2 separate regions of the Homo sapiens genome follow, and region 1 is linked to region 2. The links are chromatin loops, found by intact Hi-C in ENCODE. Cell type or tissue: PC-3. All regions are shown on one strand. Each heading gives the region's core, and the rest is flanking DNA. Links, peaks and the distances in the headings are about the cores only.

Evidence for each region. Hi-C counts contacts between places; a loop is a spot of excess contacts. Peaks named below come from ENCODE experiments on the same cell type or tissue, not always from the same donor. Only the 100,000 strongest peaks of a DNase experiment are listed, where the experiment ranks them.
Region 1: a loop joins it to region 2, with 3 times the contacts of the local background. A loop is called at or near these places in 2 of 110 quality-filtered maps.

What each region holds. Positions count from the first base shown.
Region 1 is chr1:168,897,594-168,914,238 of GRCh38, forward strand. It overlaps LINC00970 (long intergenic non-protein coding RNA 970), which reads right to left. Exons shown (of 5, transcript NR_104091.1): 4 at 10,266-10,377; 5 at 6,312-7,119. It also overlaps the pseudogene SUMO1P2. Among named protein-coding and RNA genes, the nearest start is that of LINC00626, 120 kb to the left of the region's middle. In PC-3, for the core only: no CTCF peak of the experiment used is centred there; a DNase peak (open chromatin) is centred at 9,738; H3K4me3 peaks cover 727 bases; H3K27ac peaks cover 3,102 bases.
Region 2 is chr1:168,699,976-168,716,620 of GRCh38, forward strand. DPT (dermatopontin) reads right to left here. Exons shown (of 4, transcript NM_001937.5): 2 at 14,246-14,371; 3 at 1,042-1,149. Among named protein-coding and RNA genes, the nearest start is that of DPT, 21 kb to the right of the region's middle. In PC-3, for the core only: no CTCF peak of the experiment used is centred there; DNase peaks (open chromatin) are centred at 9,426 and 10,136; H3K4me3 peaks cover 469 bases; H3K27ac peaks cover 2,674 bases.

The sequences.
Region 1 (16,645 bases), core at 6,815-11,814, 200 kb after region 2:
AGCTTTCTTACTTTTAATCCCATTCTTTCACGTGAATGAGCTGTCCAAGTCATTTGCTTAGACGCTGTCAATTGCTTAGACCCTGTGTCTTATCTCTCTCACTACTCTTTTGTCAATATTCTTAACTATCATCCAGTTTTTGAGTTCATTGCACCTGCCCAGAAAAGTCATAACCTTGGATCAATCAAGCTACTCACCTTCTCACTGCCATACTTGAATTGCTGAGTGCCAGGAAAAAAAGGTAACATACCCATGCAGATTATTGACAGTATGAAGTCATTCTTTTAAACTTTAGCTTGACCATGTAGCTATGCAGCAGTCCTTCTCTGAGACTCAAGTCAGCCCAATCCTATTACTCTACAGTAGCTCTTACAGATCCTTACCATTTTTTAGAAGCCACCTACCTACCACCCTCTCCATTATTCTTGGATGCCACAGCTCTCACCTACCGCATAGAGGCTTCTTGACTGCACCCTGCCCCTTCCCTCATGCCTTTAGAAACACTGCATAGCAGTGACCCCTGGGTGAAGCCCCTGTCACCTATGTAAGATCAGGAGGCAAAACCTTCAACTGATGACTTGGAGGATAAGAAGGAATGAGAATATGTTAAACTCAAAGTCATTGGACAGGATAGCAGCGAGATTCACTTCAAAGTGAAAATGACAACACATCTCAAGAAACTCAAAGAATCATACTGTCAAAGGCAGGGAGTTCCAATGAATTCACTCAGATTTGTCTTTGAAGATCAGAGAATTGCTGCTACTCATACTATAAAAGAACTGGGAATGGAGTAAGAAGATGTGATTGAAGTTTATCATGAGCAAATGAGGTCATTCAGTAGTTTAGGTATTCTTTTATTTGTTTTTCTTTTCCCTCAATCATTTTTTTATTTTTAAAATAGTTCTTTTGTAATGTGGTGCTCAAAATGGAATTGAAAACTGGCACTCCATCTCTTTAAAACATCTGGTAATTTGAATTCTAGTGCTCATTATTCATTATCATTTGCTTTCATTGTGCTGATTTTTGGTGATCAAGCCTCAGTTCCCTTCGTATTGCCCTCTCCTTTTTAAAAATTACATGTGTGCACAGAGAGACCACCTTTTTTAGGACTATGCATTTTCAGGCTTGTAGCAATAAGTAAGATCGACCAAGGCAAGTGTTTGTAAAGACTTCCCAATTGGCCCTAAAGTTCTAGCATGTGATTGCTTCACTCCTGGACTGTGACTTTCACTGGGAGATGTAAGCTTTTCAGAGAACTGAACTGTGGAAAAATGACCTTTCCTTAACTTGAAGATAGCTTTAAAATTAGAGTCTAGACCAAAAGAAGAGGAATAGCATATTGGAGTCAAGATGACAGATAAGGTGAGAGTAATGACTAACTCCAAAGATGGCTTCACTGAAAAGAATGCATTTTAAGATCTAAAAAATAAAAATCTTGTCAGAAGATTCCATCATCCTGAATCATAAATCAGACAATGTGACTCTCTTCCTGTCCTCAAGATCCTTCAACATAGCCATTGGAGGAGTATGATTATTTTTTAGTTATTGAAGGATTGTAAGGTAAAATAAAAGATGAATGGATGAAAATGGCTAGAATTTTAACATTGAATAATAAAATCCAAACTCGTTTGACAGTATACAAAGACATTTTTGAGCTCTTTGTCAACTTTCCCAATTATATCTCTCCACTTAGTCTTCATATTCTATGCCCCAGCCAGACTGAAATATTTGCAATTCCAAGAAAGTTCCACATGCCATCTTTGCCCCGTGCTGCTGCTCAGGTGAGTCTCTGTGTCTCCTGCTTAGTTTTTAGTTTTATTTATTAATAACCTTCCAAAAAAAAAAAGTCAATTAGTTTTCCCAAAGCTACGTGATCCCTCAAGAACCATGTGCATTTTTATATTACTTATCATATGGCATAATATTCTTCTACTCATTTGTCTGTCTCACCAAGTAAATGTTCCTTGTGAAAATACATCAGGCTTTACATCTTATATCTCTTTCATCTTTGAATCCATCACCAGCACCTAGCATAGTACCTGGTTAAAAGAGACTATCCAAAGAGTTGAAAAAAGAAAGAACAGGTAGATTATTCAAAATATTTGTATTTCTGTTTCAGTTATTTATTGTTGTTATAAGCCATCCTAAAATTTAGTGGCTCAAAAGAGCAATTTATTATTATCTCTTAAAGTTCTGTTAGGTTAACTGGGTTGAGCTGAGTCGTTCTTGCTCAGAGTCTCCCAAGTAGGTGCTAACAGATGGTGGCTGGGGTTGGAACCATTTGAAGGCCCAAATGAGTTTTATGGTCAAGATAGCTATACCATATGGCCAGTTATTGATTGGAAGTTCTGCTGAGACTGTCTCCTGAAGCTTCTATATGTGGTCTTTGGATGTGACTTGAATTTCTCACAGTATGACTGAAGTGTTTCAAGAGCATCCCAAGAGGAATGTTCCATGTGGCCCAGGGGAAAGGTGCAAGGTTTCTTATGACCTAGGCTTGGGAGTGCTGTAATATCATTTCTGCTTGATTGTATTGGTCAAACAAAAACTGAAGATCAGTCCAGATGTCCAGATAACAGGGGAGGGAAATTAGACTTCACCTCTTGATTTGGCAATTGTGCATATGTGCAGGGAAACAAGACACTGATGGTGGCCATCTTTGGAAACAAACTATCATAATTTGGAATGACAATTTTAAACAAGACATTAAAATGTGCTACTATCCAAGACCTTTTCCTCCATTTGGCTATTTCACTCTTGAGAAGTATTTCCACTTATGGGATAAACAGGATTATGTGAAAAGATTATCAATGAAGTACCTATCATTTCATCTATTCTATAAAAAGTTTGAACCTGAAGGTTAAAATAAGATTAGGAAATGACTTACGTGTTTCCATTGTCGTTTCACTCTTAGATGGCCCTTATAAACATTTGAGAACTGATGATAATACAAACCAGCCAATCCTCAATTTTTCTCCTTTTGACTTTACAATTCTATCATTTTGATCTAAAAGATTAAATTCAGAAAACACATTTCTTTTAGAATATTAATTCCTGTATAACTGGAACTTTTTCCTTTCTATAGTTTAAAATTACCTTCACTGCTGCCAAAAGGTGAACAAGTATCTATTGACTATGACAACAAAATAATACAGTGCTCTAGTAGTGACAGAATTATGTATTTAATGTCATTTATTTTTCATTTGGGAGTGAATTATCTAGTAGCCAGTGAACACTTCTCTGGTATAGAACATAGCTATTTAATTTTAAGATGAAAAGTAAAGAATCCATCATCCACTGAATGAGAACATATTAACACTTGGCTGTAGGATGGGACTAGATAGAAATGTGTTGCAATTGTAAAGGGAGAAGAAATAACATTTAAAACAGTCACTCTTTTCTTCTAAAAGAAATGGCCTAATTCAATATCAATTAATCTGTATAGTGCTTACTTTCCTTTATGCCAGAGAAGCGAAAGAAGAGAAAGAAAATTTCAAAGTTTCTGCAATTCTTCAGTGCCACTGAAATGTGAGATGGGAGTTGGTGGCTCATGCTAAGCAGACACCGAAGAGTCCATGGACAGGAGAGCACGAAGAAGAAAGATGAAGGTTCTGCCTATCACACGAGGACAGGGATCCCTCTCTTCAGCAAAGTGTCCCACAACTTGGGTAGCACCTGGTCATCTTTCATGCTTTGTCTCATCCCTTACTTTCCAAAATCCTCTTCAGCTTCTCTCTTCTGTGTTAATAGGGTGGAGACGTGGACAATGTAGAAAAGGATGTGTATCAAGGGAGGGGGCAAATAATGGGCTGTGTGAAACCCCTCCATCATCTCAAGCTTTCAGCAAAGTCTACCACACAAGCAAATGTCTTGTGTGAGTGAAGTTCTCAGGGGTAAAGAGACTGTGTTTCACATCTTGGACAATATGGTGCAGAAACAGCATTTGAGGAACAGCATATGCAGCAAGAAATGTTAAGGGGCATGTAAATATCATACCAATCACCACTTATTCCCTCCCTCCATCCTCCCTCTCAAAAGTACTTTTGGAAAGATTGGGAGGGATTCAAGGCTACTACAGCTTACAGGTTAGGGTTGAAATAAATCTCATTTTAATCTCAATAAGCAGGACAACTCAATCTACATGTAGCCTACAGTTTTTATTTAGATCTAGTTCTCTTAGGCTTTGTATTCCTAGAAGGCAGAGATTTGGGGATAATTTGCCTCTGATTCCCCATGCTTTGCTTACTAAAATGTATATACATGCTAAATGATGTTGTAGTTGCTAGAAGGAAGGAAGGAAGGAAGGAAGAAGGGAAGGAAGAGGAAGGAAGGAAGGAAGGATTTTATAGATTCTTTAAATAACTAGACAGAGAGTTTTTACTCCAAAGAGCAATTTTGAGCTCCAAGATACTAATTTATAAAAGATAAAAATAAGCGTGAAAAAAGTTTTCTATAAGTTACCGATGACAAATTTTAATTTTTAATTATACCAGGGGAAAGAAATGTCAGAGGCTCTTTTTAGTTAGGCAAGTTACCAAAGACATAGGTTATGAATAAATATTAATTGGTCTAGAGCTAAAATAAATTAGGTTAAGATAATTCTAAAAATGTTTATGTTAACAAAGACTCCAAACTAAAGCCCATCATGTTTATGCAACATTTATGCAAATATTTACAGCCTTTTCAATAGATAGTTTACTCCTGTGATATTGGAGTTTGTAAAATAATATTTTGCATGCAAATTATTTTATAGTTGGTTTATATAAACAGATTGGGGTTGGCTTGGTATAGCACTTGGGCTTATCTGTAGAGCAGCTATTAGAGCTATATACGGTTTTTGCTATCATCCAAGAACGTTACCTTCAATTAGTGAACGATATGACCCCAGTGGGATGCCATCTACTCAGGAGCATTGTAAAGCACTTTTAGATTTGACAATGGCCCCATAGAACTCACTCAATAGGATGGGCTGTACTTTAAACTCATAAAGCTCAAGGAAGAGAACACAGCTTCCTTGCGTTGAATCAATGGAGACAGCAGGTGCCAAAAGAAATTCAAGACTCAATGTACACATGAAATTTTTAATAGCATTACTTTCTATAAGGACAATAATGCTAAAGAATGAGTCAAGGCGGCCGGACGCGGTGGCTCACGCCTGTAATCCCAGCACTTTGGGAGGCTGAGGCGGGCGGATCACGAGGTCAGGAGATCGAGACCATCCTGGCTAACACGGTGAAACCCCGTCTCTACTAAAAATGCAAAAAAAATTAGCCAGGCGTGGTAGCAGGCGCCTGTAGTCCCAGCTACTCAGGAGGCTGAGGCAGGAGAATGGCGTGAACCCGGGAGGCGGAGCTTGCAGTGAGCCGAGATAGCGCCACTGCAGTCCAGCCTGGGCGAAAGAGCGAGACTCTGTCTCAAAAAAATAAAAAATAAAAAAAAATGTTTAAAAGAATGAGTCAAGGCAAGGTCATCCTTATGAAGATATCAAAACTACCCGCTCCAGATTAGTCTCTGTAAAATCACTTTTTTAAAAAGTTTATAACCGATATAGTTAATACCCCTCTTTCTTGAGTGCCTCAAAATTCTGCTTTTGATTCAGAAGACTTCTATGTCAGAGTTGCTTGTGTTAAGCTGCCCCATTTATTTTTCCTCAGCTATACTATATATTCCATCTCTTTCTGTGCTCTTAGACCCCAACTATTCTCTATTTCTCTAGATCATACCCAACCTTCAAAGAAGGTCCAGTCTCCCAGTCACCTCCTTATACTTTTCTCCAACACTGCCACCCTTAAGTGATTATTCCCACCTCCCAGTACCCATAACTGTCTGTGTCATTCATTAGTCATTGGGCAGAAGGCACGTTGTAAAGTAAGAATCTCAGCTTAAACCTAGGTGATGATCGCTGCTTTAAGACTCCCTGCCCAACTCCAAGGCTATGTCTACTGAGACCCTGAGAATCTGACTATGGTATGGAAGCAAGAATCTCAAAGTGCTTGCATCTTTTAGACTATTATTAGGCCTATCCTGTTTTCTTCTGGCACAATGCCAGAAAATAAACTTTCCCTTGCAAACTATTCATTCCCCTGCCTAGAGAGAGGCTAAATGAGGGTTTCAGCCATCCATCTTTACTCAACTTTTTTTTTTTGTCAAACTCATTATTATACATAATCAAAACTGAGCTCTTAAAAACCTAGGGTACTTAACATAACTATTATTAATCCTGAATTGTTTTACCCTAACTAGAATCATATAAGAAGTCTCACTGTAGACCATAAGGTCCTAGGGCTGGAAAGGAATTTAGAGTTTTATTACTCCAAATCTTTGTTTTATTAAAAGAGAAAATTGAGACCCAGAAAGAATTAAGAATTTACCCAAAGTTCCAAAGGGGTACAGTAATGGAGCCAGGTCTTAGATTTAGATGTCTTGATTTCAGTTTACTATACTCCTTTTATGCCTTTCTGCCTCTTCTCCTCTAGGGAATTCCCTAGGTAAATATATACCCCTTCTTCTTAAAAGAGGATTATCAGCCAGGCACAGTGGCTCATGCCTGTAGTCCCAGCACTTTGGGAGGCCAAGGCGGGCAGATCACGAGGTCAGGAGATCGAGACCATCCTGGCCAACATGGTGAAACCCTGATTCTACTAAAAATACAAAAATTAGCTGGGCATGGTGGCATGCACCTGTAGTCCCAGCTACTCGGAAGGCTGAGGCAGGAGAATCACTTGAACCCAGGAGGCGGAGGTTGCAGTGAGCTGAGATTACACCACTGCACTCCAGCCTGGTGACAGAGTGAGACTCTGTCTCAAAAAAAAGAGAGAGAGAGAGAGGATAGTCTTGGTCAATACGATTTTTGAACGTGACAAACTATCCCCATTTTCTTTGCTCTACCAGAGTTCTTGACAAAGAGCATAAAGGAATCCTGGAGGTGGTGAGATTAATTGAAGGACAGACTTGAGTCAGATAACACTACCTGCTCCTTCACAGCGTCAAATGGATTAAATGTGATAATGCAAACAGCCTAACACACATAATAGGTTGATATATGATGACTTGCTTTTTCCTGAACTCCAGAAATCAATTTCAATAATCAGGTGGGGAAACCAGCAGGGAATCCAATGTCTGGAACAGAAAAATGATGATGGTGGTCAAAATAAAATTTTCTGTTTTAAAATAAATGCACATGAATAAAAATATGAAAAATTGAAAATTCTAGCTTGGAGACTTATTTATTCTTTTAGGGTACCAGTCTTTTTATTATTACAGTGTAAGTGGAGAATGTTTCACCATGGACACAGTTGTGTATGCTAAATAGAGATTTTACATTGCTTGAGTTTCCATTCGAGTTTGGTTTTCTGAGCATCATGCCTAAGGGAACAGCCTGACAACTACATCATATCATTTGTGAGTTAACTTTTTAAATCTGAGTTTAACAAATGGAAATGAGATTTAGAAGCTAAAAGAATAAAGAGGCATAAAAATAGCAAGAAAGCCTTAACTCTGTGGCTCCAGATTATTCTGATGTATCGACTGACAAATTTTTCACTTTTCTAATTTATCCTCTTCTTTACTGTTTACTGACAAGAAAATTATTTCTATAGGAGATCTTTAAGATTCTTCATTTGTGTAGTAAGTAGATTACAACAACAAAACTGCAAACTCCTTAGAAGTAAAAGAAAATGTAGTTTTTCAAACATAGAGAAGTGAAAATAATGATGACTTTGAGCATCTATTTTGTGCTAGGTACACTCAGCTAGGTAATTCTGGATGTGTCATTGAGCCTTGCCATAATTTTTCAAGGCAAGTACTATTAATCTATTTCACAGAAGAGAGGCATAGAAATTAGTTGGCTTACCCAAAACACATGGATGATAAAGAGTGGAGCAGTCAAACCTGCCACTATAGGGCCCTGCCAATTCCTATGCAGCCTTCCTTAAAAGAAGCAATGGAAATATATTTAGCTTTAGAGGCAGGAGATGTAGGCTAGAACTCAGGTCTTTATTTATAAATGTTTGGAGCTTAGACAAGATAGATGGTTGTCTGGGCTTTAATTTCTTTATCTATAAAATGAGAATGCTAGCGCCTACCTCAAAGTGTGTTGTGAGGAATAAATGAATCCCTACAGTCTGTGAAAGTGATTTTTAAGCTGCTGAAAGCAACCAAAGGGAAGGTGTTTGGTGGTGGCTCTCTCAGTGCCTGCTACAATGATCTGCCACCTCCCACTCACCTTTCAGGATGGCCTTGAGGAGTTTGTGGACAGTGGATGCCAAGGTCAACACAAGCAGCAATGTGAGAAGATGAGTTACGAACCTTTTTAGGAGCTCTGAAAGGCTCAAGCACTCAATAAAATAGTTCTTAGAAATTTAGTTTTTCAAAAGCAACTAAAACAGCCTTGCAGAATTACAGAAGCCAGGAGAATATTTTCAAACCTTAGTTAGAAAATGAAGACCCTTGAGTAACTAGGCAGAAACTTTAATCGAATATACCCCATTAGATTTTCAGGAACGTATAGAAACTATGTAGCATAAAGGTTTATTTTTTCAGATAAGGAACATGAGATCTGGATACCATACTAATCAGTAGCAGAATTGGGACTAGAACCCAGGCCTCCTGGTTCTGAGTCTGTGCTACTATCTACTATATGAATTGCTCCTCTAAATGCATTCAAATGCATAGGAATGGCATTGACAACAAAGTTAATGACAAAGTATTAACTATTAAGGCCCACCAGTATGGACCTGGATGGGTTTGAACTTACCGTCTAACCTTGAGCAAGTTACTTCACATCTGTGCCTCAGTGCCCTCATCTGTAAAAAGTATTATGATAATGCCAATTTCATGGATTATTATGAAGGTAATGCACAGAAAGTTCTTAACACAGTGCCAGTCGTTGCTCATTTCTTAGTTATTGTATAATCATCAATCCTCTGCATGTCATCAAACCAGAATTATGACTACCTGTGCCTCTCCTTTTTAGGATAACAGCAAACGATCTGGGAGCCTACCAGGAGACAGCCTGGATGTAATTTAGGCAGATCCTGTCTGCTTCTTCCCATATTAAGCAGAGTTTGAAGCAATCATAACATGATAGGATGTGCCTTGATATGAGGGGATAAAAGGAGATGTAGCACTCATTCTGAGAATTTGAGCCTGAGTCCCAGTTTTTTCACCTACAAATGAGAATACTAATACTCGTTCTTTTTAACTTTGTGATACTCAAAACTGTCAGCTTCCATAAAAATTATAGACTATTCATTGTTATAGAAATTTAAAGCAAAAAGCAAAAATGCTGGTGGTTTTTCTTCTTGGTTTTATAAGCCACAGCCTCTCAGTGAAGTGGCTTTTTTACTTCCTTCTCACACTCAATATCTGGGGATTTAATGTCAGAAGTGGGTTAACATTTTATTAATTACATTTGATCTCATGGCCATGAACTTGGGTATTTGCTCACCTCTAACAAGGAAAATGTGGTCGTTGCCTTAGAACATGAGATCCTTTCTGAATAAATTGCGAAAGTCTTTTCAACAGCCTACTTGTTCTTTTTACATAGGAGCTTAGCTTTGGAATTACGTGAAAGCCACGCTAACCAGCTACCTGCTTTGTGTACTGTCCTAACAATTTGGCCTTTGATTTTATGCTTCTTTCAAAAGCATACAAGCAATAGGCAAACATTATTCATCAAACTGGTTTGATGACATTCTTTTGAATTTAGCTTTTTTTATTCTCCTATGGCACAGTCACATCTATTCTCAAGGCTATGATGACCCACGTGTGCTGAGGCCTCTGGGCAGAAGTGCCACATTAGAGCTTTCATTGGACAGATCAAGAGCTCCAGAGTTCCTGCTGGCTGCCTAAAGAAAGATATTTAGCATTTTCTCTGCGATTGCCTCCTTCCCTTGCCACAGTTTTCTCAGAGTTGTCTTAGAGGAAGTATTCATCTATATCTCTGTTAAGAGCTTTGATGCATAAGGACCCCGCTTGCAGGGGCTGTGAGGCTGCATCTGGCAGATGTGTTGATGTATAACTAGCAAAATGATTTAAGTTCAATCTGATCAATACTGTGGTTAGTATTAGCCTCACACTCCTCCTGTGCATCCTTCACCAAGCCCACAGTTTCTGCCCAGCCATGGTCCTTGAATCTATACTGCCTGATGTGGACACTTGTGTTAAGAATAGCTACCCTCAAAGGTACTCGCACTGTCACATTTTGAACTTCTCTGCCCTTTCTTCCTTTCCTCCCTCCCCACTCAATCCCCAACTTCACATACCCAGAAATCCTAGAAGCTTCCTCCCAGTAATCTCCTTGGAAGAAGCTGACCAGGCTCAGGGGAAATAAAGTAGTAGAGAAGTCCATATTGGCCTCTTCCTGTGGTTTCAGCTCTAAAAGGGAAACAAAAGCCCTAGTTGGAGACTGACCAGCTGTTTACCCACTTCACACACATGGTAAATGTTCTCTGCTGATAATTCTTGTTTCCATTTGACTAAGTGAGAATCCTTATGTCTAGGGATAAAGTGACTGACTCCAATGGGAGGTCACTTTCAGAAGAAACAGAAATAGATGGATTCCACAGCACTAACCAATGCTAATATTGGGTGTGTTAAAAATAAACATGTGTTTTCCCTCAGTGAAATACAACTTCCCCAACCATTTCTTTTTTCCTTTCTCTTTCTCAATATTTCATTAATGCAAACTTTTCCTAACTCAAAAGGTATTCCTGCATACAGATTGGTTTCCACTAAGAGAAGTATGTTTTGATAAAATTTACGCAAAGTGAGCACCATAAACATAGCAGCATAACATCACCTATGGTCATGCTGAGATTGTAACCAGTGAGGTAAATCTGAGCCAAAGACAGCTTTATATCTTTTAGTGGCTTTATTCCCTTTCAATTCAGTGGCTTGCTGAAATAGCTGTAATAATTAAACAGAGAACTTCTAAGCTATCTAGATTATATAAAGATAGGTGCTAAAAGTCACACTAGAGTGGGAAAAGTTTTGTGTGGCAATATGGCTAGGTTACTAAACTGCCTTATACAGAACCTAATGCAATTAGTACTTCTGACCATAGACTTTCCACTCCTTTTTAAAACAGTAATACTAGCAAAGAAGCAATAGAAAACAAAGAGATCACAATGGTAAACTCAGAGGTTCAGATATTTGCTCTGTCGCTTACAGTTTATATGAACTTGGACAGGTAATTGAACATTTCTGTGTTACTTTATTCATCTATAAACATGAATATTAGTAATACTTTTCTCTCAGGCCTGCTTTGAGGATATGAGAACACACACATGCATACATACATACATATACATCCATACTTACATACATAAACACACAGATATAGTAGTGCTCAAAAAATGTTGGATGTTGTTAACATTTGCTGCTATTAGGTTGGTGCAAACATAATTGTGGTTTTTGCATTGTTGGAATTTGCCATTTGATACTGGAATACATTCTTAAATAAATGTGGTTGTATTATACATCATTTTAATGCACATTTCTCACTTTATTTTATTTTATTTTATTGTTATTAGTTTTTGCTAATGACATACTACTTGCTGTTTATTTTATATTTATTTTAGACTATGGAAATGATGTTAGACCAAAAACAAATTCAAGTGATTTTCTTATTTGAGTTCAAAATTAGTGTAAAGCAGCGGAAACAATTCGCAAAACCAACGACGCATTTGGCCCAGGAATTGCTAACGAATGTACAGTGGAGTGGTATTCGAGAAGTTTTGCAAAGGAGAGGAGAGCCTTGAGGATACGAAGCAGAGTGGCCAGCCATCAAAAGTTGACAATGACCAGCTGAGAGTATTTATCGAAGCTGATCCTCTTAAAACTACAGGAGAAGTTGCTGAAGAACACAACGCCGACCATTCTATAGTCATTTGGCATTTGAAGCAAATCGGAAAGGTGAAAAAGCTTGATAAGTGGGTGACTCATGAGCTGAGTGAAAATTAAAAAATCGTCGTTTTGAAGGGTCGTCTTCTCTTATTCTATGTAACAACAATGAATCATTTCTCAATCAGATTGTGATGTGTGATGAAAAGTGAATTTTATATGACAACTGGTGACAACCAGCTCAGTGGTTGGATCGAGAGGAAGTTCCAAAGCACTTCCCAAAGCCAAACTTGCACCAAAAAAAAGTCACGGTCACTGTTTGGTGGGCTGCTGCCAGTCTGATCCGCTACAGCTTTCTGAATCCCAGCAAAACCATTACATCTGAGAAGTATGCTCAGCAAATCGATAAGATGCATCAAAAACTGCAATGCCTGCAGCCGGCATTGCTCAACAGAAAAGGGCCAATTCTTCTCTCAACAATGTCTGACCACATGTCACACAACCAATGCTTCAAAAGTTGTACAAATTGGGCTATGCAGTTTTGCCTCACCTGCCATATTCATCTGACCTCTCGCCAACCAACTACCACTTCTTCAAGCATCTTGACAACTTTTTGCAGCAAAAACACTTCCACAACCAGCAGGATACAGAAAATGCTTTCCAAGAGTTTGCCGAATCTGGAGGCATGAATTTTTAGGCTACAGGAATAAACAAACTTATTTCTTGTAGGCAAAAATGTGTTGATTGTAATGGTTCCTATTTTGATTAATAAAGATGTGCTTGAGCCTCATTATAATGATTTAAAATTCATGGTCCAAAACAGTAATTACTTTTGCACCAACATTTCTTGTGTTCTTATTATGCACCAGTACAGTGCTAAGCATTTTACATGTGTAAATTCAGTTATTTCTTACAACCACTCAAAGATGTAAATAATATTATAGGCTCTTCCAAATGATGGAGATACTAGGGGCCAAGTTTGCTAGACAACTTGCCTTAGGTCACACAGTTAATAAGCAACATTGGGGCTCAGGCCTTATTAGAGCACCTTACTAGACACTCTGGATTGCCTCCCCACTGTTGAATGCTAGACAAAGGACTCACTGCCCAGGCTGCCATTTGCAAGTAGCCGGCCATTCTGTCTATAGCGTTGAGTCATCAGAGTATACATATGGACATGCAAACACCAAAACATCTGAACTATTTGGTGTGTCTACCTCCCATTTATTCAATAATTCATTCAAAAGCATTTATTGACAGCTTGTTCTATGCCAGGCTCTGTGCAAGTTCTGAAGGGTCCAGAGATGACTGAGACAAGTCCTTGCCCTTGGGAGCATTCCAACTCAAGTCAGGGGAACAGAAGTATTAAAAACAATTATACGTGGCTGCCTGCTACCTAGCGCTGTGCCCTCAAATAAAAAGGAGGCTTCCAAGGTGAACTGAACCAATGCCCAGCCCTATGCCCAAAACCCTCAAGGTAAGAATTTTCTTCTTCAGTTCATCTTCCTCAACTGATAATTAGTCCACACATAGAGAGTCACTTTTACCAGTAAGCTATTCCACTGTGAGGGTTTCAATTTCCTTCGTGTAGCTAGAGCTATTCCCAAAGACAAGTCTTCTCATAAGCAACCAGCTCCCCATAGGAATCCAACATTTTCCATAATCTCTTCCATTTTTTATTATATCTTTGAGGTGTTACTTAGCTGAACAAGAAAAGCAGTTTTGCTTATGACTGGGTCTTCGCTTAGATTGAAATAGGGAATCCTCATTGTTTTATCTTGACACCAAGGGCTTAAGGATCTTAGGCCCTTGCAGACTATAAAAATGTCACTAGGAAATTAAAATCTTAAAGATAAAAATAGTGGCATAGTTTTATTTATTTTTCCATTCTATAAATACTTATTGAACATGTAAAATGAGCCAGGTGCTTGACAGGGAATAAGGAATACAATAATATACAATGGTAAAATGGTCCTTCCCTTTAGACTTACAATCTGGTGAATGAGACATAGAGAGATGGAAAAATTTGAAGTACTATTAATATTAATCAGTATAGAGCAGGATGCAGTCACATGAATGGTAGGGGAGATAGACTGTTTAAGACATGGGGATAACATGTGCAAAGGATCAGACATAAAAATGTGCAAAGAACACTACAAAGACTAAAAGGAAAACAATGTTGTATGGCTAAACATGAAATAAAACCTGAAATATGGCAAGACATAAAACTGGATATTTTTTTCTGGTGGGAGATTTAACATGCTCCAGGCCTCAGTTTTCTCATTTTCAAAACAAGAAAGGTTGGGAGGCCAAGGCAGGTGGATCACTTGGTCAAGAGTTTGAGACTAGCTTGGCCAACATGGTGAAACTCCATCTCTATTAAAAATATAAAAATTATCCAGGCGTGGTGGTGTATGCCTGTAATCCTAGTTACCTGGGATGCTGAGGCAAGAGAATTGCTTGAACCTGGGAGGTAGAGGTTGCAGTGAGCCAAGATTGTGCCACTGCACTCTAGCCTGGGCGGCAGAGCGAGACTCCATCTCAAAAAAAAAAACAAAAAACAACCAAGAAACATGTTAACTGTGTACATAAAATACCTTCCAGCTTAAGTTAAGTGACATTAGCTTCCCTACAACCACGAATGAATACCCTGAGGACCCTCATCCTCACTGCCTATTAGAGGGGCAGCTGTTTTTCATGAATGAATCTGCAGGAATAGTACCATCTGATTCAGTGTTTTCTTTGTGAGACATTCTCTGAGAATAGACTTTTTTCCAACAAGACACATAATTTCCATATCAATAAATGCATTTCAGTTCCTTAAGGAGAAAGGCTTTTTTCCTAAAAAAAGACCAAGATGTCCAAAGGGATGACAAAAGTTGAGTAGTTCTGTCTTATGTGGCCAGCGAGGGCAAAGAGCAAAATAGAAAAAGTGCCATCAGTAAGATTCAGAGCAAGCCCACTTAATACAATGCCATCTGTCCAGTGGTTGATCAATAACACAGACCTAAAAGAGGAGAGCTGGGTCTATACTGGCCTTCAGCATTATCTCCTTGCACTGTTTTCAAGGAATTAAGGAGCTTCTTTGTCCCTTAACTCTTCAACCATCTAAGATATGAATAATCATAATATACTTTACTTTCTGAAGCATTTTGTGGATCAGGAAGTCCTTTTATATGAATTATCCTACTCAAGCCTCATGAGAACCCAGTGAACTAAGATTTCTTATCCCTTTTGTACAATGGGAAATCTTTGGTTCAGAATAAGTAACTCACCATGAGCCTCTCATTGGTCAATGGAGCTTTACAAACCAAAGACTCTTTGGATTTGCTCTGTTGCCAAAGAAAACTCTGAAGACCGGTTGGTGTGAAGGTTCTTGCCAAAAAATTTAAAATAAAAATGAAAATTTAACACATCTGACTTTTCTTTTCTGTTTGTTCCTCATACATTAAATATGATATTTAACCAATTATCTCAACTGCCTCTCAACTGCAGAAAGTTAACCTTTATATGGAATGTATTTTAATATTTTATCAATCCAGACCTAGCACCAAAAGATGATTTTATAAATTATTTCATCTACTACATCCTTATTTTCCTTCCACAAGATGGAAATTAGCATATTAATCACTGCTAACATTTTTTGAGGATTTATTATTTAAAGGCACTATACTAAGTGCTTTTACATGGATTATCTTGTTTTATCCTTAAAACAGCCTCATGAGGCTGAATATTTATTATGCCCATCTTCTTTTTTTTAGACAGAGTCTCACTCTGTCTCCCAGGCTGGAGTGCAGTAGTGTGATCTCGGTTCACCGCAACTTCTGCCTCCTGGGTTCAAGCGATTCTTGTGCCTCAGCCTCCCGAGTAGCTGGTATTACAGGCACCCGCCACCATGCCCGGCTAATTTTTGTATTTTAGTAGAGACGAAGTTTCAAAATGTTGGCCAGGCTGGTCTCAAACTCCTGACCTCAGGTGATCCACCCACCTCGGCCTCCCAAAGTGCTGGGATTACAGGTGTGAGCCACCACGCCTGGCCTGTGCCCGTCTTCTAGATGAAGAATATGAGGTCTTAAATGAGTTAAGAGATGCTCAAGTTTTCATAGCTAACGAAGAGGTGGGGCCAAAATTCAAACCAAGACACTTCATTGCCAAACAGTGTCTGTGCTCTTAAAGTCCGATGCCTCCCTACCCCAAGACTCCCTCCGACAAGCAGCAGGGTTCCATAAAAAATAAAGGCAGTCTGTGCAATCCATGCAATCTCAAGGTTATGTGTGCAATTACTGATGGGGGTATAGGCATAGAACATCACACACTTCCTACCTTTCAGCTAGGATGACAATTTCAGTCTACTTCACAGGGATTTAGAGTACCATTGAAACTGCTTCTGAAGATACGCACTCTTCATATTCAGAGGGAGCCCCAGCCCCACTGTGTTACTTTACCAGTGAGAGAGAGGGAACAGCAAGTACCTTCCAGGAGCCTGGCAACTGGCCAGCCTGTGATCAAGACCCTAGATTGGCAAGATTTAAAAGTGCAATCAGTCAACATGGGGGGAGGGAAAAAGCTAAGTGGTCCATATAGGAATCAAATGCACGAATCTGGCTTCATTAATATGCCTCATTAATTAATCAAACAAACTCATCAAAACTGCATTCAAGTTTATGGGCAAATCGAGTTTATGGGCAAAAAGGCAAAGTCACCTTGCAAGTCTTATAAAAGAGAAGTGCTGTTCATTTGCTCATTTTATTATATTGTTTTTCAAACATCATATCAAATTGCCCCTGGTGTTGAAAGGAGG
Region 2 (16,645 bases), core at 6,376-11,375:
TGTTTTTATCTTTAGGCCATTTAAATTCTCTTCTTTCATTAATTTTTGCAGGTTTACTGAGGGATTGTTAACTCCTTTCATTTCTAAATATGGTTGGTAGATGCTATGGTCTGAATGTTGGTGTCCCCTTAAAATTTATATATTGGAACCTAATACTCAATGTGATAGTATTAGGAGGAGGAGCCTTTAGGGGGGTGATTAAGCCATGAGGGCTCTGCTCTCATGAATGGGATTAGTGCCCATATAAAATAAGTTGAAGGGAGCTGGCTTGCCCTTTCCACCATGCGTGAGGACACAGTAATAAAGCAACATCTCTGAAGCAGCGAGCAACCCCTCACCAGACACTGAACCTGCTGGCACCTTGATCTTGGACTTTCCAGCTTCCAGAACTGTGAAAATAAATTTCTATTGTTCGTAAGTTACCCAGTCTAAGGTAATGTGGTATAGCAGCCCAGACTAAGACAGTAGGTTCTGTGTGTTTCTTATCTCCAATCCCTTTTCTTTCTCTTCTCTCTTCTTTCCTAAAACCCAAAGTGGGGATGATATAGAGGCACGGGGTGGAAGGGGGTCCATTTTGACAATGGGCACTCCTCTAAGCATATTTGCCTTCTCCTCTTGGTGTTTCATGAGGAAAAGTGCTCTTTGAAATTGAGTGAGGGGAAAAGCTTAGACCATCAAGGGATACCGAGTTTAGGACTCTCTGCTCTTGAGCAGGCTGGAATCCACCCTCACTTGCAAGGTGAGCAGCTCCATGAGGTGAGCTCATGAGAACAGCTCACTTCCCACTGCCTCCCATTTTCCAGCCAAAACTGCAGTTAATCCTTGACCAGGTAGGAAACTAAGATAAGTAAAACCTCAGGTCAAAGTTCCTGCAGAAATATATGTGCATGTAAGAAATTTTCACTTGTATTCTACGTGTGTGTGTGTGTGTGGGTGTGTGTGTGTGTGTGTGTTTATAAATTCCTGCAGGTAAAATCCTTGCAGGGAGTTAGTCCCAACTCCTTTAACCCTAGCCCATTGGGAAGGGGCTGTCTTTCTCACCTTTCCACTGCAGAGAAAGTGGTTGTTGCTCCTCGGATATAGTAATCATAATTGTAGGAAATCATGTCCATTTCCTCACCATAGTGACCTGGATATTCTGTTGTTAGCCTATGCAGGAAGAACAAAGGTTAGAGGAAAATGAAACACATTATTATTGCTGGGAGCAAACAGAAGACACACTATGAAGAAGAGATGGAGTTTGAGCATCCTGGCAAATCCAGACTGAAGTTAAATGACATCCACCAAACAACTCCAGGCTGTGAAGAAACAGACAGCTCTCCTCCCACTTCTCATCTTCCTTTTCTAGGCCATTAAACTGTGCACTGAAAAAGATGAAGATACCTCCCCAGGCTTTGGAATTATCAAAATAACTTTGGAATTCTTGATATTGATTAATATCAATACTATTCCTATTCTATTCAAGTCAACTAAGACAATGTTTTCAAATTTTAGATTATGATTCATTAGTTGATAACAAAATCAATTTAATTGGCTTTAAAAGAGACATAAAATAGAAAAGAAAATATAAAAGCATGCATCACATGCAGTAAGGACGAGTCTATGTATGTAAACATTTTGTTTCAAATATATATGTGTGTTTGTTTATAAGATGTACATATTGCGATAGTTTAATGTTTCTTATTGTGAGTTATAGTCAACAAAGTGTTCAAAAATTATTTAATTAAAATGTAAGCTCCCCAAAGGTAGAGTTTTTGCCTTGTCCACCATTGTTCATCCAGCACCTAAAACACATACATAATAAATATTAGCTGAATAAATATATGGCCTGGGGAAAGTCAATGAATCTGTTTTCTGATCTGTAGAAGAATAAAGTCTACCTTATAGGTTTGTCATTGGAACTAATAAAAATGAGTGATGAGTGTGCTATACTAGTACATGGTAGGTGTTGAATCACTAAGAACTATTTTGTTTCTTCTTCCTCTTCCTCCTTTCCTTTCCTTCTCTTCCAATATTGAGTAAATCCTGAGCCTTCATATGAGTAGGTCCATGGTAGTCCATCCTGGAATAAAGTCTAGAATCCCCCAGTTCTCATAAGGGCTTTGCCACTGGAACCTTCAGGACCAAAACAGTCCTTTTACCATGAAATAGCTCCTCCAAAGTCTTTATCCACACCCCAGGGACGCTTGGAAAACAACTAGTTTGTGAGTGTCAATAATTTCATCTGATTTGGGTTTACCAGATCACTGTTTATTAATGCTAGAAAGATCTTCTCCTCTGCAGACTGATGGTGATCTTTCTCCAAGATTGTCATTAAATCATGAAAAGATTGATTTATAAACTGTAAGGGCTCCTAGGAGGATCTCAGTGCACAGATGGAGAAAGATCAATGGTTAGCTCATTCTCTTGGTTCATAATCATTCCTTTTACCCATTATTCACTAACCCTTGTTCTCTGATTTGACTTTTCCTAAGACGTAATTATGCTCTATCAGGATGCCAAGTCCAACCCAAAGTGAGGTACCTGTGTTTTTGCTTAACGAGTTCATGAAGGGAAATAAGGTCCTGCAAATCCAGAAACTTATTTTGTGCTTCTAAAGAGATCCAGAAGCAGGACTTTACCTTTCAGGTAAATGTCTTTTTTTTTTTTTTTTTGAGACCAAGTCTCACTCTGTCACCCAGGCTGTTGCACACTGGTGCAATCTCGGCTCACTGCAACTTCCGCCTCCTGGGTTCAAGTGATTCTCCTGCCTCAGTGTCCCAGGTAGCTGGGATTACAGGTGTGTGCCACCACACCCAGCTAATTTTTGTATTTTTAATAGGGACGGGGTTTCACCATGTTGGCCAGGCTGGTCTGGAACTCCTGACCTTAAGTGATCCACCCGCCTCAGCCTCCCAAAGTGCCGGGATTACATGTATGAGCCACTGCGCCCAGCATGGTAAATGTCTTATAAGTAGAACTAATAGGGCCTTACTTGGATCCCACTGATTTATGATCCATGAGAATTCTAACAAGGACTGTATTAAAGTTAACCCAAGGAAAGAGAGGTTTGTTGAGAACATCAATAATGCAAATTAGAATAAGAGGTTGCATGGGGGTGGGAGGGGGTGTGTGTTTTCCTTACTTCAGGGAACAAAAAATATTTTCTAAAACTTTTGAAGCATCTCTGGATACAATGTGTAAAAATTAATTACCAAGTTGTGTGTTTTTTCTTTTTTTTGCTAAGGCAGAATCTACATACAGCAACACTGCATTAAGCTAAATCCAATTGCCAAAAGTATTTGGAAATTATGAAGCTAGATTTTTATTTTTTAAGTTTTTACTGACCACTCTGATCTGTCTTCAGATACTTGGATAAATATCACGGAATAAAGTGGGAAAGAAAAGCTTACCTTTAAAAACATCAAGAAGTTTTAAGCTTCAAAGAAGGAAAATGTTATTTCATGCTTTCTTTAATTAGGATTCTCTGTTGCTTCATTTTTGGTAGTGACCAGACATAAGCCCCCTGTCTAACTGGACAGTTTGTCCGAGAAGCCTCTCCATGAGGTACTGATGTCCAGTGAATTTCTAGAATGTCCTAGAGAAGGTGAGGTGCATGACCATTGGTACTTTTTCTTCTTGGTCCCAGACAGGTTTTGTTTTGTGTGACTTTTGGTTGTTGTTATTTTGTCTTGTTTTTGTTATAACACCATGGGATTGAGTTTAGACTGTCCTAGAGAAACCTGGGTAAAGGAGGAGAGGGAAGGAGGTTGGATATCGATGGAAATCTCTCCTACTTTATGAAATAAAAATACCAAGGGAGAAATGACCCAAATCACTGGTAGAAAGTGAACCTCCCAAACACCATCCATAGGAAGAACTATTGAGTCAATGTGGCCCAGGATGCTGTGTTCTGTATTTTCAAACCAGATATATGTGGCTGCATTTAGCGCTTGATGACACTGCATGTGCACGCGCACACACACACACGCGCACAAAGTGTCCTAATAAGTGAAAGCCCAGTAATAGCTCCTTAGAGAGAAAAAAGAATTTAAACGTTCAGAACTAGACACTGAGACAGGGCATAGGGACTTTTCAGGAAATTAAAAGAGGCTACAAGGAAGCAGAATGATCAGGGTTTCCTAAGCTGTGACACTGGGCTTTGCGAGTGTAGGTCGGGGAAGAGTTCGGTGTGGTTGCAGCTTCCTTGTGAATTCCTTGTGAATTACTAGGTCACTTTAAGCAGTTTTTTGGAAAAACACACTTCATACTGAGCATTGCCATACATTCCTAGACCAATTAAAACAATCAAACAAACCTTCAGCTTGGCAAGATGAAGAAGAGCGCAGGTCAGGAAGATGCCTTTATTGAAATGAGTCTACTTTTCAAACATTTCTATGGGAAGCCTTATTTTCTCCTTTCCCCTAAAGTAAAGTGTTTGAATAGATTTATTCAATTTTAGCTATTACTTAATTTTTAATAAAAACTACTGCTGTGCAGGAGAATGGCGTGAACCCGGGAGGCGGAGCTTGCAGTGAGCTGAGATCGCGCCACTGCACTCCAGCCCGGGCGACAGAGCGAGACTCCGTCTCAAACAACAACAACAACAAAAAAAGCAAAACTACTGGTGTGTGTGTGGGGTGTGTGTGTGTGTGTGCATGCGCACTTTCAGATGAATGACTCTTGTGGTACAGTTTCTCACTTCACAGCACTTTTTCTGCTGTCAAGATGAAAGACAGAGAGTTGTTCCAAAGCTAAGAAAAAACTTGATAACATAAAGCCACTTGCACAACTCTTGTGTCAGCTGAAGCTGATGGTAAAAAAATTAATAATATTTTACTTATGAGCTGAGGGAAATCAGTTCGAACTGAAGACAATTTTAAGATTGATATAGGATTTTTCTCATCTAAGATTCTTGAAGCTCTAAAATTATTAACAGATCCAACTGGACTCAATGAATGTTTGCTATGATACAATATCATAGACTGAGCTGCTGCTGATAGATGTCTCGGCTCCGTTGCCACAAGAACAGACATATTGCAGAGCTGAGTCCAGGTATACGCTCTCACATCCATTTTAGAAAGGGAAATAGAGATACAATCTAGTTATATACAGTGGCCAATTTTATTCATTGTCAGAGGTTGGGTTGAGAACTTATTAGGTTTTTAATAGTTAAAGTAAAGATTTTCAATCTATTCCTTGACATAAAGTGACTCAGCGTAAGGTTTTGTGAAAACCCACCTCTACGAGACCTTATTCGGAGCTAGACACTTTTCTTCTATGAAAGTCAAACTTCATAGCACTGAGATGTGTTTGTTACAGCTGTTTCACTTGGGGAAATTAGGGCAACTGGATTAGTCGGTGTCACCTGGAAGCTCCTCTTTCAGGACTTTCCCTCCAATTGATGTGCACATGAACAGATACAGCTTCATCTCATGGTCAGGAAACATCATATCCCCAACCTTGGCCCACTTTGTGGGGACACCAGAAAAGCACACACCACAGACTCCCTACCATAAAAACTGGAAAAAAACCCCAGCATTTACATATGAACAGATCAGAACGGGTACCTGAGGAAGCCATACTTCAGCTTTTTAAAAAATAAGAATAAAATTAGAATGTCTTCCAAATGATCTTTTATAGCCCAGCTTATGCTCAAACAACATTTTAGAGAAGCTTCTGTTGGTCATTCAATATTGAATTCTGTTTTTCTTCTATTTCTCTACCACTCAATTAGCACATTACTTTAAATATCCCATTCAAATGTCCTGTGACATGTCAGCTGATACAGTTTGGCTGTGTCTCACCCAAATCTCATTTTGAATTCTCAGATGTTGTGAGAGGGATCCAGTGGGAGGTAATTGAACCTTTGGGCAGGTCTTTCCTGTGTTGTTCTCATACTAGTGAATAAGTCACATGAGAGCTGATGGTTTTAAAAATGAGAGTTTCCCTGCACAAGCTCTCTTTCTGCCTGCTGCCATCCACATAAGATGTGGCTTGCTCCTCCTTGCCTTCCACCATGATTGTGAGGCTTCCTCAGCCATGGAACTGTGAGTTCTCCATTAAACCTCTTTCTTTTGTAAATTGCCCAGTCTCGGGTATGTCTTTATCAGCAACATGAAAATGGACTAATACATCAGCACTATATATTTAGCAAGATAATAGAATACTGTATAACATCATGATGGCCAATATAGTGAGCTCTTTGAGGGATCACTGGTGCATGGAATCAAATATGCTTTTATGATCTGGTTCAGAGGTGGGTTTGGAGGAGAAACTCAACATTTGCGGATTTGGTGTGTTGAGGTTGGCTTACGTTTTATATATTCAGCTAAAAAGATGTCCCTTTCTGACAGTCAAATCATTGAGAAGTTTGTTAAATAAAGCCAGTCTGTTCATGATCAATCCTCTTGCATAATGCTTTTCCAAGTAAGCTATAAGGAATGAACATATTTCAGATTAATTTAGTTTGTCTTTATTAGGAGCTACATCAGACCCCCTTTGAATTAGTTTTGTAAAGACAGAAAAAATAAACCCCAAATGGAGTTATGTGTAAAGGAAAACAGCCACAGAGAACAATCCCCAGGCTTCTTCCCACAAGAGCTGGGGATTGGCCAAGCGGGACCTCTGGTAGTCACCCAAGTGCCCTTCTCTGCACAGAAAATCTGAACCCAGGGGCTCTGAGGTGTGTGAAATAAAAACAAATGTCCATGTCTGTCCTTTTATGGCATTTTGGGACTTTACATTTCAAACATTTCAGACATGTATCACAACACGAGGGAATAACAGTTCCAGGGATATCTGTAGCTTAAATGAGTAGAGGAAAGTCCCTGAACACTTTCCAAATTGCTCTCTTGGAACTGAGTTTCTAACTCACTGTCCAAGCCCAGGGCTAGTCAGTAAGCACATTCACTTTGACTCGTGTTGATTTTCATTAGCCACATTATGTGGTGGTCACCCTGGGCCTGCATGTCAGTGGGGGCTACTTGACCTTCAACAGCTCCCCTCCAATTAAAATAGTTTTATTCTCTGTTTTCTACCAGATGCCTACTGTGCTATTATGTAATATTTCACCTGTAGAAGTCTTATTCCTCATCTAGAGACAGCTCAGTACTATGCAAAGAGCATGGGATTTGGAGGCAGATAGACTGGTTGAGTCAAGTTTGGAACTTTGAAGGGAGCCACAACTTCTATAGCTCAGTTCCCTCATCTGTATGATAGTATCATAATTTTTGTGTGTGAGGATTAAATGCAGTAACACAGGAACACGTGGTAAGTGTCAATAAATAAATATTATTATTATCATCATTATCATTAGTAGGGTCTCACCCAAAGCCTATGAATTGTTATTATTTCATATCCATTCACATTCATTGACTGCTTAAGTGAATTAATAAATAGAAGTAAGAATGATTGCCTCTAGAATCTATTATAGTAGAGGGAAGCAGACTAGATAGAATAAAGCATCAGATTTGGTTTGTAACTGAGAGGTTTACTTTGTTCTAAGTAGCTGGCCTTGGGTTAACCAATACTTAGCCAGACACATCTATGATATTTCTGCTTTTGAAGTTTGAACATAAGGAGAGAGGTATCACCTATAATGCAGGCACCAAATACAGTCGATATGGTTTGGCTCTGTGTCCCCAACCAAATGTCACCTTGAATTGTGGTTTCCATAATCCCCACATGTCATGGAAGAGACCCAGTGGGAAGTAATTTAATCAAGAGGACGGTCACTCTCATGCTGTTCTCATGATCGTGAGTGAGTTCTCACGAGATCTGATGGTTTTATAAGGGGCTTTTCCCCCTTTTGCTTGGCATTTTTTCCTGCCATCATGTGAAGGACATGTTTGCTTCTCCTTCTGCCATGGTTGTAAGTTTCCTGAGGCCTCCCCAGCCCTGTGGAACTGTGAGTCAATTAAACTGTTTCCTTTGTTAAGTTACCCAGTCTCGGGTATGTCTTTATTAGCAGTGTGAGAATGGACTAATACAACAGTCATCAGTGGCATCTGCAGGGGATTGATTCCAGGACCCCCATGGATACCAAAATTTTCAGAAACTCAAGTCCTTGATCTAAAATGGTGTAGCATTTGCACATAACCTATGAATATCCTCCTGTTTACTTTAAATCACCTCTAGATTACGTATAATACCTAAGATAATGCAAATGCTATGTGAGTAGTTATTATACTATATGGTTTTGTATTTGTATCATTTTTTATTGTTGTATTGTTATTTTTATTTTTATTGTTTTTTTCTGAATATTTTTGATTCAAAGTTGGTTGAATTCTTGGATAGGGAACCCCAGATATGGAGTGCCAATTGTACATGTCTACATTTTAAATATGGCACAATAATTATGGAAACCATTCCAGCAGATGAAAGGGATGATAGATTTTGCTCAAGTTCAGAGAGGCTGCTGTCTGCACAATGAGTGCTATGTACATCATGCAATGGAAGGCAATGGTTTTAGTAGGGCGCAGAGCATCTAAACCCAATATAAGTTCCTTTAAATTGAGACATCTAGTCCAATTTCCTCAAAACTTAAGTATGTCCATCTCTATAGTAATAGCTTCCAGCTTGCGCAGAGGACCAGTATGGAAGCTGCTCTTCATTTTTATTTTTTTATTTTACTTTAAGTTCTAGGGTACATGTGCACAATGTGCAGTTTGTTACATATGTATACATGCGCCAGGTTGGTGTGCTGCACCTGTTAACTAACATTAGGAGATATACCTAATGGAAGCTGCTCTTCTTACCAGGCCTCTGGGAGCTGAATTGCAGGAGGCTGTCTGGGCACAGGTGGCATATGACAGGCACAGCAATGCAGAGGCCTGTGAGATTGTTCATGTCCCTAAAACAGCATTACAGGAGTGAACATGCAAACACTCCCTATCTTGTATTAACATCTGAACAAAGAGGCTAAGAATTAAAGATTAGCTTTGACTGGGTGCTTTGGGGTGGGAGAGATAAGAATGTTCTAATCAACTGATGTTAACTAGAGCTATACAGGAATTTAAAAAAAGCACTCTCTGGCTTATGACTTGCACACAGAGAGTGGGGAAGTAGGCAGTGGAGAATGCAAAGTCTGAGAGACAGAATATCAGGGTTGAAGAGAAAAGTAAAGGTTACCTAAATGGATGCATTATTTTACAGTCAAAAGATATTATCCAATGAACCTAATGAAAGGCCATGGGTCTGGAGAAGAGCCATTTGGAAAAGAAAATGATTCACAACCATCAGATCCTGGGACACAGAGTCTCCGCCTGGACAGTAGACAGTCTGGTGTGCAGCCTGCAGCTGCTGAGCTGTTTGGAGAAGAGAGATTATGACAAACAATGTCTAAAGGGTTGTGGCAACTTCAGTGACATGTGTTTGTGGTTTGCAGACCACTAGACTAAGAATTAGAATTTTCATATCTAAATAAATATCTATAAAATTCACTATTCATCCAATCCAGTGGAGACCATTTCCTAATGGCATGTCCACATCTCTCAGGAATTTGCTTTCTTGCCAGAGTCCAGTGAGGCTGTAATATCCAAAGAGAAACCGCACAAGCTGAAACGAGAGCAGCACCTTGGTTCCCACCAAACAAATAAATCTCATACTCATTTGGGAGTTGGTTGGATGATTTGTTTTTTCCAGCCCAGAGTGATGATATTTCTGAATCCCTAAGTGCTCACAAACGCAGGCGCTAGATATTCACTTAGCTAGTTCATACGGTGTCAGGCTGCGTGCTGAAGAATGCCTTTCAAAGAGGGAAGGGGAAAAATGTCGTTCCCACCCACATGGGTCCAGTTCCCTGGGAGGTAATTCAAGCTAATTAAAGTCATGTAAGGGAAGGTTTCAGATAAGAGGGTTATCAGCATTTCACTGTGGGAAGGTGCAGGAAAAAGAGTTCTCACTTCACTCTGTAAGGCTGTTAAAAGGATCAAATAAAATAATGTACATGAAAGAAGTCTTTGTCAACTATAAAACATCATCACATCAATGTCAGGTTTCACCATTGTTACTGTTCCTAGGGGCTTGCAACATTCAGTTATTCATCTGACACATTTATTAAGAGTCTATTTTGTGCTGGGTAATATCCTGGAGATGTTGAAAAAATAAGACCTAATTTATGCCCTGGAGGCATTTAGAAAGACATATAATACAACATCATGACTCAGGCAATTTAAAGATGCCACTAAAATGTCTAGACACACCAGCGGGATAGTGAGTCATACACTGTGTACCATGGTGCACACTTGAATCTTGTTCTGCTGCTTCTCCAATGTTTTCTTTGAAAAAATACCATTTTATTTGGTGACCGTGATAGCTCTCAGCTCTAACACCATGCCTTCAGAAATAGAACCAGCAGGTGGAACCACACCTTAGTGGGACTTGTTTCAAAGTTGACTTGTCATGCCTTTTGGATTAATTCTCTGTACTTTCCCCACCTTTTGGCTCCACAGACCAACAGCAACATGTCTGGATGGTAGGATGGGGTAAGGAAGGGTAAAGGGTATGGGGGTTGGGGTGGGTTCAGAGTGGCAAAGTCATTGCAGATCAAGGCTTTGGGTAAACTTTGTGAGCAGAGACATGAATATCTCTGGCAACTCAAAATTGCTCATCTTTATCTATCAATCTTTAACATTGAGACTTTGTTCCTACATATATGTCTATATGATCATTACATTTTTAGCATCTTAGCTGGTGAATTGCATCTAAGGGAGCTTGAGAAGCCTTTCTAAAGTATGTGAGAGGAACGATACCTAGCATTCTTGGGGAAGCAGAAGTATCCTGGAACCAGTCTCCAGGTGACCACTGGAAATCTGGGGCATCATTAAAACAACGGTGGAACTGGAAACACAAAGACCTGTCTTTTTCAGGTCTCAGCATTCAAATAAACAGACAGGATAAGCTTCAAGAAGCAATGCTCAGAGTGTTAACACAGATCCCACAGATCCACGGAATATGGGAATTCCAGGAAAATTTAGATGTTTATCCCTTTCTCTCACACTTACCTTCATCCACCCCCTATTTCTTCTGTTTGACAACTTTGCTTTTTTTTTTCTTCTTCTTCTTTTTTTTTGAGTCAGAGTCTTGCTCTGTCGCCCAGGCTGGAGTGCAGTGGCGTGATCTCGGCTCACTGCGAGCTCCACCTCCTGGGTTCATGCCATTCTCCTGCCTCAGCCTCCTGAGTAGCAGGGACTACAGGTGCCTGCCACCAAGCCTGGCTAATTTTTTTTTTTTTTTGTATTTTTAGTAGAGAACGGGGTTTCATCATGTTAGCCAGCATGGTCTCGATCTCCTGACCTTGTGATCTGCCCACTTCGGCCTCCCAAAGTGCTGGGATTACAAGTGTGAGCCACCATGCCCGGCCTTGACAAATTTTCTAAAACCAGTGAGCCTTAGCTCCTTGCCTGCCTGGTCACCCAAAGCCTTGAGGCCCAAGCCCACTATCTGTTGTTGTTCTGTTTGGGCAGGGGCCAGCCAACCATGATGGCATGGCCACAGACACAGCAGGCTCTCCCACTCATCTCTGCAGAGACCTCGAGCCTTGCTGTGATGAGGAATGTTGCTGCCTCAGCTTACTCCTCTCTGCCTGGGGAAGAATGAGTTAGTACATCTAACAACAGACTGTCCAACTGGTCACATGTCTTGTTCCTCTGCATAACCAACCCCGCTCTCAAGTTCTGCTTCCTGCAATGACCTGACACCTGCTAGGTTGTTCCTGGGCAGAGTTTGCCTTTGAATGTCCTGTTAGTTGGTGAGGAGGCTGGGTCTCTCCTGCATCTGGGAGGGTGAAGGGGACTCTGTTTCAAGACAGGTCAGCTCTGTGTGATCATAGACAGTGGCAAGGCCAGAAATATATTATCTTATTTAATGCTCATAACAAAAAGTAGCCTGAAGTCATTCCTTCATCCAAACAAATGTTATGTGCCTGTCATTATTTATAGGGCTTGGCATATGTCAGCACAAAGATCTCTGCTTGTGTAGAGCTTATATTCTGGGCAGAAGTGGAGGGATGGGGGAGAGAACAAAAAATTTTATGTAAGAGAATTATATTTTCTGGGCCACTTCACATTATATACACCCTCCACAATTATTAATGTGGATATTTGTTCAACAGTTGTTAAGAAGACACTATGTTCCAAGCACTATACTGGGCATTGAAAATACAAAGATCAGTGAGTGGCCCCATATCCTCCAGACACTGGAAGTCCAGGTAGAGAGGAGCAACTGTACACAGGTGGTAAAATGCATAAAGTGCTGTGACAGAGGCATCTACGAAGGGCAGAGAGACAGAGCCACCAACATCCAGGCCTCCAGCTGCCCCTAGGCTGTCCATGTTCCCCTTCCTCCCCACTGCAGCCCGTGCAGGGCTACCTCCTCACCTCCTCACTCTTTCCCCTGCTCCTGAACCCACTCCTCCTGGCCACCCAGCATACCCCAGCCCTGATGTGTTCCTTTGGAGTCTGATTCAGGGAAAGTTATACTAATGTAGTAAATAAATTCACTGACTGAGTATTAGGTTTTGCTTGCTCTTTCAGGTAATTTACATACATTTTAACTGGCTTTTAATGCTTTGCAACAAAGGGAGGCTGGTTTCCTTGTGGGAAGTGCCATTCTGTTAATAGACCAGGAATGAGAGATTTGTGGAGGCCAAGCTCCTACCTACTCTCCCCTTTCATTAGGGCGCACTCGTCTTTGGAACTTCCTTCATCCTCTCAAAACAGTTCTGGCATCTGGATCATCTTTTCCAAAAGTGTCTTTGGAATTAAGACATTTTTAGGGTTCAACACAACCTGAAAGATCTTCTAGTCCTTGGAATTTCAACTTATGATCCAGGGGTTCTTGGCAGTGTGTTCATGAATGGCCTTCAGGGAGTTTAAGGACTCCCGAAATTCTCTGCAAACTATTGTATTAACATGCTAAGTGCATTTTCCCCCCTGAAGACAAGGTCTATAGTTTTCATCAGAGTCTTAAAGATCTTGGAGACTCAAAAAAGGTGGTCATCATTTTAGGTGATGTGCTTGAGCCTGCAGAGTTATGAGAGGGAGGGGAGAAGGGGAAAGGGGAAAGAAGGGAGGGAAGTGAGGAAAGGCCAACACAGAGACTGAAACTCAAGTTTCTTTTTGCCCAAACTGGTGCTCCTTCTACCTCCTCCACTGCAAGAGATCTTTAGGTCTTTGGTTCAGGACCTATCCCAGTGGCATCGTAATCCTTTGCCAGGCCTGTTCACCCACTGTAGAGGAGTAAAAGCTGCTTTATGGAAGCGATTTTGAAGAACTAGAGGAGGTTTCTGCTCCATCATACAGTGACAGGTGACTTTGAGCTCTGAATTTACTATCGGTCCTTACTTTAAAAAGAAAAACGTTAAGCTTTTGGGGCTTTGTATCCCTAGAGATACTGTGTGCCACTGGGCATCTGTGGAGTAAGCTGTCTGATTGCAGAGAATAAGCATGACCTGTGAAGCTGTCCTTGCAAGCATCAAACTGTAGAGAGATCAATCACTTGAGGGAGCCAACCTTCACATGTTGACACTTCTGGATCCCCTTGCCCAAGGCAGAAATGCCTGGCTCATTTTCAGATTAAAAAAACCTGGGCCGGTTGTGTTATCAACACCCAGTGTAAGTCATCAGGGCAAATGACAATATACACATTCTCCTAGTCAATTGGAAGGCTAGGTCAGGAGATATTCGGCATGAGCCCAGGGATAGGGAAAGAAACAAAACATCAGAGGCTGGAATTCCAAATGGATCCAGAAAACAGCACAATCTTTTTTTTTAATTTTTTAATTTTTTAATATTTTATTTTTTCTGTCTATAACTATGTACTAGACTCTGACCCATGAGAGGATTGGTTTCTCCCAGAGAAAGACTACAGGAAACTAGGTTCCCAAATAGGCCCTGCAGCCTTGGATATGATGAGAAGTTACCAGAAGTTGGGGAGAAGGAGAACAGCACTGGGATGGGAGTCATTAGGCCTAAGCTTAAGACTTGGCATTCCCACAGAGTAGGTGGGTGACTTTGGGCCAGTCAGTGCCGGCTCTATGGTTCTGTTTCCTTTTCTGCCAAAAGAAGGATGTGGGGGGTTGGATAACCTGAAAGATCCCTCTTGGCGGGAACATCCTCCTAAGTCATTCATTCATTCTTGTCTATATGCCAGCGCTGCCTTCCAGGCTTGTGTGTGACCCTCAAGCTTACCTGAAGCTAGAGCACTTCCTAGGTGCCTCTCCCACCCCAGGAGTCATGAGGGTTTGGTCGGCTGCCAGACTCACCAGCAGGAATATGGGCACCTCTTGCTGTAGCGACAACAGTAAAACTGCCACTCCCGATCCAGCACTGACTCGAAGTAGCGGCTCTGGAATCCTGCCACCAGCCCATTGTTGGAGCACGTCTGGTACCTGAAGAGAAGACAACCCCAGGAACCTAAGAACAGTGACACATACACAGACCCCTTCCCAAGACCCCACTGCCACAGTTACACACTCTTTCTCTGACCTAGATTCTTAACAATTTATTCCATTTTATGCAAATAATAGTCTTTATTATATTTGTAGAAATAACATAGCCCCTCCATTAAAATTTAAGTGACTCAGAATTTTCTAACTGAACAAAATTTAGGGAACACTGCCCCTGTCATACCTCTTTCAATATATATTGTTAGATGGAAGCCTGCATAAATGGGTGGATCTAGAATTTTACATCTAGAATTTTACAAATTCGAGATTGTATTATTCATGCCATTTAAAATAAAAGGTATTATAATTCATTTTACTGGAATTTAAAATAAAAAGAAGACAAAGAGAAGCACAACGTATTGATGAATTTCAAATAAACATTTCTTCTGCCTAAGAGAAGAGCCCTGGAAATTGAGCACAAGGATGATCATTCGTTCTGCCCCTGCACAGCATGCAAAGCCCAGATGGGCATGGTGAATGTGCCCAGGGCAGCCCAGTAGGAAAGCTGGGACCACAACCCAGATTCTTCCTACTTATCCAGGAATCTTTCTACCACCCACAAGACCATAAGCTCTACACAGCCATGGCATGTTTTTCTCAGAATTCTATTCCTGGTGGCCACCAAGAATCCTGGCTGTGGAGGCAGTCCTTACAGAGTTGCAACAGGCCAACTGAATGCCTCAAACCCCCTCTAAAGATCCCTTTCCTGTCCTAGCTGCTTAGTCCTAATTCTTCAAATATATAACCGCTCCACTCCAGTCCACAGACAAGAAATAATTTTTGCTCTTTCATTCTACCTGTGCTGCTGCTGGTCTTCACAGCACCTTTTGAACTAAACATTGACTTAGAATAGTACAATCATTTCTTCCTTTGTTCCATCTCTAGTATGATTTTCTCCCATTCCTGGGCCCAATTCCTATGGCGTCTTCAGGCTTCCCACTTTTTGCTGTGATGATAACACTATTTTCTACCTGACCACAGTGGATTTCCACTGTTCTTGCTACTTATCCAGGAATCTTTCCACCACCCACAAGACCATAAGCTCTACACAGTCAGGGCATTTCCACTGTTCTTGCTACTTATCCAGGATCTAGAATTTTACATCTAGAATTTTACAAATTCAAGATTGTATTATGCATGTCATTTAAAATAAAAGATATTATAATTCATTTTACTGGAATTTAAAATAAAAAGAAGACAAAGAGAAGCACAATGTATTGACGAATTTCAAATAAACATTTCTTCTGCTTAACAGCAGAGCCCTGGAAATTGAGCACAAGGATGATCATTTGTTCTGCCCCCACACAGCATGCAAAGCCCAGATGGGTATGGTGAGCCATGGCCCTTTGATGAAATCCAGTGGATTTCCACCTTATAGCATGAGCTCTTTCACAAACCCTTCCAAAATAGTTCTTCAGTTACCTCTCCTTCTTTGCATTTCCCACCATCCCAGCCATTGGTCTATCCCCTCTTATGAGTGGGCAGAGCCAGAGCAGGCAGTTGTCTATGTGCATGGCCAGACAGCTGCTGGAATGCAACCTTGTATTTCATGGGAAGATAAGTTTTCAGAAAATATAATGCATAAAGTAAGTACCGTGTGCTGACTGGTGAGAGAGGCCTTGTTGACACACAAATTGTAACATTATCAACAAGTGGATTTCATTTATTCTTTTCCATTGCTGAAAATGAACTTGCAGATCTAACAAAATTAGATATTAAATATATTACTTGTCTGTCATCAGAAATCATCCGTCCTTTTAAATTTATTATTTATTACTTGTTATTCATTTATTCACCTAATGTATATAATTCAAATATGCATTTATTTATTTATTTATTTATTCATTCATTTATTAAACATCTCATACTCTACTACTGTTCTGTATCAATCACTTTGCTATTATGTTGTGAGAAGAATTGAGAGATGGGCTCGGTATTCGGTCAACCATGTAAATTAGCTTGAATTCCCTGTTCCCAGGACTTGTAAGAAGTTCTGGCAGACTAGAAAACTCAGCTATAGGGGCTCAGTAATGCAGGTTAAGGTGTAAATTGAGACCTATGGCTCTTTGATGATCTAGCTTTTTTTTTTTGGTATGTGCAACTGTGTAGTTTATTATACATGTATCTAGGTTTTACAATTTTCTTTTATTTTACTTTAAGTTCCGGGATACAAGTACAGAATGTACAGGTTTATTACATAGGTATATGTGTGCCATT